Linked DNA regions of Mus musculus: region 1 is linked to region 2. Evidence: chromatin loops called from intact Hi-C (ENCODE). Cell type or tissue: left cerebral cortex. All regions are shown on one strand. Each heading gives the region's core, and the rest is flanking DNA. Links, peaks and the distances in the headings are about the cores only.

Region 1 (4,266 bases), core at 696-3,195, 74 kb after region 2:
AAGTACTGAAGGAACTGAAAAGAGACAGAGAAGACTGGCCACAAAATCACACGCTATTCTGGCATTTCCAAGGTGGTAGTTAATTCTAAGAACTTCCTTATTATGCCTTTTAATTCATCATAGCTTCAATAAATATGACCACACCGGGCACTAGCTTTGCTCTCTAGTACTGACAAAACAAAACCAAACAAAATCAGCAAGGGAAAATGACATGAAACTAATTGTCTCTACTGTAAGATTTAAAACAGCGTTAACTTTTAAGGCATGAGCATTTTTACCTGTTGAGAGGAGTGAGTATAACTGTCCTCCATACGCAAGAAGGATGCTAGATACAACGTAGGCAGGAAGGGCTCCACCATGAAACCTAACTACCTAGAAGATAGGCAAATCAGACATCAACTGTGGAATATCCGTGCTGATGAAACAAGCGTATTTTCACACAAAATAAAAAGGGTTATTTTTCACTTTGCATTTTTCTTGACATGGCTGCACACACATTTCTAGTAAGGAACATCACAACCCTGAGTAATATTTATTATTGATGTAGAGCATCATAGAAAAATCTGAGTTTTTCACCAAGGCATAACTGAGCGCCCATGCTATAAGGTATTTTCAAAGCATCCTTATTGAGCACCCAGTGTTCACTCATGATGCCCGGCATCTTATATGCATTATCTCATTGTGCTCTTAGCAAAAACAACACCTTGAATAGGGTTTCATCCCTATTTTAAGGACAGAAGAATTCAGGTATGGAGAGTCCATATGTTGTAGTAGTATAAATGTTCATGGTTAGCTTACCTCATCTCTGTGCTGATTAATAAAATGGGGACAGTGCTAATGCTTATAGGTGGGTATAAGATAAAGCACATCACTGCTTAAAGCAGCTGGAATGATAACTCTCACTAGACAAGCCATCACAAATCCTTCGCTGTAATTATTAACCTTCACTAAATTGGAAATCCTGTGAAACCTGAACTTAAACTCAGCCTAAGCTCACGGCCCTGCGTGCCAGTGCTTCAGGATGGCATAATCTGTATAAAGCACACTGTATTCAAAGTGATGCTAAGTCAACTGTTCCATTGGCATGCAGTAATTAAATAAAAGCATAGGTTCAATCATGATATTCCGATATATACATTAAGTATGTCTCTCAATATTAGCATTAGATTACTTTAAAGTTTTTCTCCATTCTATGGAGTCTGCTTAAAACATAAACTGTCTAATACCTGGATAGAGCATATGGCAGTTGAAGCCTAACACAAAACAGTGTGTAAAACTTCCAAAAGCCCAGCATCCCCCTCATTTTCCTAGTAAAGCAAGCTGAGAGTTTGCTGTTTGAGAAGCGTATTAGAAGCATCAGCTCATCTCTCCAAGTCCTCTGAGGGAGTTCTCACCCCCAACTGAGCAGACAATGAGGGAGTTCTCACCCCCATGCTGAGCAGACAATGAGATTTAGGAGCAGAGACTGCTTGCTTGAGTACTAGGAGAATGTAAAGAACCCTCTAGTTACACAGAATGGAAGGAATGCTTGCATGCAGCTACTTAGGGGGCTGAGGCAGGAGAGTCACTTGAACCTCACACTGTAGACTACAGCAGTGAAGTTGAGCAGCCTGGTGCGTTCAGGGCTATGTGTGGCTTTAGCTCTCACTGAGCTGTATGTCCTTGTACAAGGCATCCTCTTTCTCTCTATACCTCAATCAGGAGAACAATGGACAGCATTTCACTAAGTGCACTGGCATCACGCTCCCACTTGAAATGGTAACTGACACACAGCAAGCAATTGAGAGTGGTCGCCGCTATCAGTCATGAACATCCTTAACTGTTCCAGAACCCTGGATATGGTCCTACAGTGTATTCCAAACACGAGATTTCTTGTAACGAGAAAGGGCCATTGTTAGAAGTGTGTTATACCAGGCCGTGACTACAGCTGGTCCATAAGGTGCTAAATTAGCAATCGGAAACCGGGCTTCTGTCAGTTAAGTGTAGGCGTGCTACATTTGGCTCAGTACATGGCATAGTATTTGCTAACAATCTGAGTAGATGTCAACAGTGAAAAACTGAAATCTTTAAATCCAGATTTCAGTTTCCCTTAAACCGTAAAGATTAGGCAACACTATGGCATTCTCTCAAGACAATGACCACAGTTTACTGTTTATCCTCTTTTAGGGGAATAATCTAAAGAAGAGTTCATCTTTTCTTTTTCAGAAAAAATAATTTAATGAAAAAATAATCTATTCAAAGGCTGAAAAATCAAATAGCTACACTTATCTTCCCCAATTATTTTCTTTCATTGTAGCAGAACTGTGTGTATGTATACAAAACTAGGGGCATTGGTAGGCATGAGGCCATAAAGGAAGAGGGACAGAACACAGGTAAAGAGGAAAGTAGAAAGAATTCTAGGGTGGGAAAGTTTAAGTAGGGACTGGGGTAGGGGGATCTGATGGAAGAGAGGGTGGGGGGATTAACCAGAATGAAACAGACAAATAGAACTTACTATCATGTAAACCCAATTAACATATACACATACCCACACACACACATACACATGCACACGTTTATGTGCACATACCCACACATATGCACTTGCACACACATATGCAAGTATACATGTGCACATGCATACACAAATATACTGAAAGGAGACACATTGCATAGACAGACAATGCTGCTTCTAGAAGGACTGTGTCACTAAACAAAGTGCCCAGTGCTGGGTATGGGATGTGTATCTCCATAGGAGCTGCTGTAAGGGAGGTCCCAGAGGACCCCCAAATAAAAGTCTCATATCAGTTCTCTTAGTTGCCCACTAGAACCAGAGAATAAATCCTATTGCTGAAGATACATCTTGCTTGTAAGACACTAAGATGGCAGGCTGGAACTGAGCAGGAAACTTCTCTCAGCTGGCTGACTTTCCAGTACCAGGTGTGATGCTAGTGGTCCAAAGAAAAAGCACCAACAGTCTTTTCAAGCTGTAAAGTCTACTAACTCCAATTCAGTCCACCTGGCAAGATGTGCCCATCTCAGCAACAGAAGGAGGTTGTTGGCTCAGCCATTTGCCCTCTGACTGGATTGGAGACTCACTTTCCAGAAGGGAATTAACCTATGCCTGGTACTGCAAAAGCAATAGACAATCCATGCCTGGGAAGGCCAGAGGCCCGAAGGGAGAACTTTCTACTGTTGAATGAAATTGACATAGTATCAAACTGCCTAGTAAATCTCTAGTTTTATACCAAAGGCAGAAGCCATTTCTAGCTTTAGTCAGAAAGTCTCTCTTTGTTGGGGGCCATTAAGATAACAAAATTGTCCTGATCTCTGAATTGGGCCTCCCCCCCCCCCAGAAGAAAAGAGGGTTAAAAGTGGGCCACCAACGCACCGCTCCGAGAACAACCACAGATTGTTCCAGCCCTAAGTCAGCGCTGGATGTCCTGACCTCAAGATGTACCCTGATACCGCCAAGTTCCTGCTTCCTCGTGTAACTGCCTAAAAAATGTGCAATTCTATTGCCCCACCCCTCCCACTGATAAGTACCTGTACTTCCCCTTTTGCTTGTGCAATTCTACAGCCCCATCCTTGCTGCTGAAAGGCACTTCCCCTTTTGCTTGTGCATTTAAACCTTGGGCCTGGCTAATACATTGGGGCCTTGATGCAACTCAGAACGTTTCCGTGTCATTATTCGCACAAGGTTCTCGTCTCTCTCTACCCCCCAATTTGGTTCTTAGGAGAAGGTCCCCTAGAGACCCTCGAATAACTGGACCTGCTGGATGGGTCATCTCTTTGCAGTGAATAGTGGTGAAGACAGAGATTTATAATGCCTAAGATACTAAAATACAGTTGAGGATCCAGTCTTAAATAAACCATTTATGTCACCCCTTAAAGGGCTCAGGGAACATTATAGAAGTGGGAGGAGAAAGAATGTAGAGCTGGAAGGCAGGGTGAAGTTGGGGGTGAAATGCCATCCTCCAGACATCACCCAACAATTGCAATCATGAACCCCCGGCCGTGGTTACTGCACCAGGACTGTATAAGACTGGCCCTGTCAGTCATTGCGGTGGAAGAGATATTGGGGTTCTACTTCTTACTGTTGAAATATTTGCTACTTAGACATTCTGGGAGAGGAGGAGATATTGTCTTGAATTGTATACCTAGGAGAAACTCCAACAGGTTCCAATAGATAGCTCCAAACCCACAGTCATGGGCATGGCCCTAGTTCGATTAAGCAGGTCACACAATAAAACAAACAGAAATGTGAGAAAGATTTGTGGGGAAGAG
Region 2 (2,500 bases), core at 1-2,500:
GCTAATTTCTAAGCATTTCTGGAAGACAAGCACAGGTTTATATCTAAGACAACCACACACGAACATTCCTACCTCCAAAGCTTTGTCATACTGCTTGTTGGAAATATATAATTCAGCTGCTATGTTAACATCTTCCATGGAGACTAAGCCTTGATGTTTTGAGAAAGCTTCTTCAATTATGTTTATAGCTGAAGCGCTGTCATTGGCTTCATAGTAACTCCTAAGAAGGGAGTGGAAGGTGAGTGCACAGCTAATGCTGATATAAAACTCACTGTCTTGCTTAGCCCTCTAACAATTCTAAATTCTCTGAATTCTAAAACATAGACCATACTATACTTATAATTTTCAAGCTTGTTTGTGATAGGCTGGCACCAGGTGCTATCAAGAGAAAGGGTTGATGCCAGCAGAGAAGGTTCCTACAGTAAATATGGCAACAGTAACACTGTCACTTCACCTGAGTCCATTCCAAGTTTAGTACTACTAATCCTTAAGTTCAGAAATATACACTCACAATTAGGAATAAGACTTACCTTATTTTGTTGAAAGGGTATTTGAGGAAAAGAAGTTAGCCCCAAGAACAGAACTGCATTCTTTCAGCAGGCTGTGTAGTGTTCAGTCAACACCAGAAAGTAAATTAGCATACATGCACATCCTCCATCAACTAACTCTAACCCCTGACCCTACCTCTCCAGTAAACAGAAGTGGAAGGTCTTCATGACGACCTGATCCATCTCCCTGCTCACTTCATCATCTCTAGGACTAGTCCTCAGTGTTGCTAAAAGAAAAAAACTAAGAACTATGAATGGTCACTGGTTACAGATGCTGAGTTCTCCTCCTTTGCAGCAGGAAAGATGTACACTGGTGCAGACTGTTACACTGACTGGATGGTGCCTGGCATGTGACAGGCTAGGCTTCCACATTTATCAAAGTTTAAAAAGGCTTGGAAACCAGATAGTTTCTCAGTATTCACAGTAACCTTTATGAACAAGGAAACCACTTAACCAACTGTTATGAATGGCTTAGGTCCCAAGCCCTCCCTGCATACATATACCTTCTGTGTTCAACTGGACACATGTGTCCCTAAGGACATTTTAGAGAAAGTCCCCGATTTCCCATCTTAGCCTTATGTGTAATTGAATGTCCATATGATTAAAATCAGATACATTATGAGAAGGGATTATGCATTATGCACAGTAAGAAAGCAAACACATGACTTAATCTACCAGTCAAAATAGAGAGCTGCCCATACTATGGCCTTTAGCAACCAAACTCCTTCCCTTGACTCCCAAAAGGAATTAACAGGGGCACTTGAATACTTTCTCGCCTGTGTGGCCTGCAGCTTCTTTCTGATCTGTATTATTATTATTCATTGTTATTATTACTTTTTCACTTTTGAATAAAGTTTCCTTGCTACTATGTAGAACATTATTTTGAATTCTTTAGATTAGGGACTAAGCAGCAAGAAGCATCTGGCCTGGTCCATGATTGCTACCATTACCACTTGGCCGAGAAAGATCTCCAGGTAGCTAATCCTCATCACCAACTCTCAGCTTCTGGGCCATGGGACTGGTGTCTGCATTGCTTCACAGAGACAACTACCCTGCCTCACTCAAGTGCTTTCTTCAGGAAGTCTAGAATATCGTGCTCTTCATTTTGTCCCTGCACTGGACATTTCCATCTCCTGGTTCTCTCCTCTCTTTTGCCTGGTGTTTAAATGCTGGGGTACCTTGGGAGTCAGCCCTTCCTTAGAGCTTCTTTCACCATCCTCTCTTCCTTTCTTCCCGATTAGCTGAGCACATACACAAGCCTGGGCACACACGTGTGTACACACACATAGTCCTCACATCAGTACATCAATCTTTAGATGAACTTTAAGTTACAGAGAATAGATTACTTTTTACTAGCTATTTTTTCCCTGATCAAGCTATGATTTTTCCCTCCCAACTATCATTTCAGTAATTTTCAAACTAGACTTCCTGTTTCTGCCATTTTCACTCTTCAATTTTTGCTCAAAAGAACAACTAAAATTGAGGCACCTAAATTTTAAGTTAAATCATGTCACTTTTCTACTCAAAGCCTTCAGTGGCTTCCAAACTATTCAGAGTAAAAGCCAAAGTTCTTGCCACACACCACAAAGGCCATCACTATGCTCCTCTGAAAGCTCTCTGCTGTGTTGTCCTGAATGCTTCCATCTTGTTCCCTGAACATACTTGGTTCCTCTTTCCTAAGTATCAGCTCCCTTCAGACAGGACCACCAGGAGACAAGGAATTGGGCCCTTCACTAAACTTGGTTTTAAAATAACATACTCCATACATTGTGCATCTATCTCTTTTCCCTGTTTAATTTGTCTCCATCACTTATCAATGTGATCTATAAAATATCTGGCTGTCACTTGCTTGCTACCTATCCCCTTCACAGGACTACAACCTCCATAAGGGCAGAAAACTTTATCAAAGTTTAAAAAGGCTTGGAAACCAGATTGTTTCTCAGTATTCACAG

The links. Peaks named below come from ENCODE experiments on the same cell type or tissue, not always from the same donor. Only the 100,000 strongest peaks of a DNase experiment are listed, where the experiment ranks them.
Region 1: it touches region 2 in a loop (2.1-fold over the local background); 1 of 42 quality-filtered maps calls a loop at or near these places.

What each region holds. Positions count from the first base shown.
Region 1 is chr1:54,497,256-54,501,521 of GRCm38, forward strand. Pgap1 (post-GPI attachment to proteins 1) reads right to left here. Exons shown (of 27, transcript NM_001163314.2): 20 at 279-372. Among named protein-coding and RNA genes, the nearest start is that of Gm51623, 20 kb to the right of the region's middle. In left cerebral cortex, for the core only: no CTCF peak of the experiment used is centred there; a DNase peak (open chromatin) is centred at 1,951.
Region 2 is chr1:54,423,937-54,426,436 of GRCm38, forward strand. It overlaps Gtf3c3 (general transcription factor IIIC, polypeptide 3), which reads right to left. Exons shown (of 18, transcript NM_001033194.3): 7 at 73-220. Among named protein-coding and RNA genes, the nearest start is that of Gtf3c3, 14 kb to the right of the region's middle. In left cerebral cortex, for the core only: no CTCF peak of the experiment used is centred there; no DNase peak of the experiment used is centred there.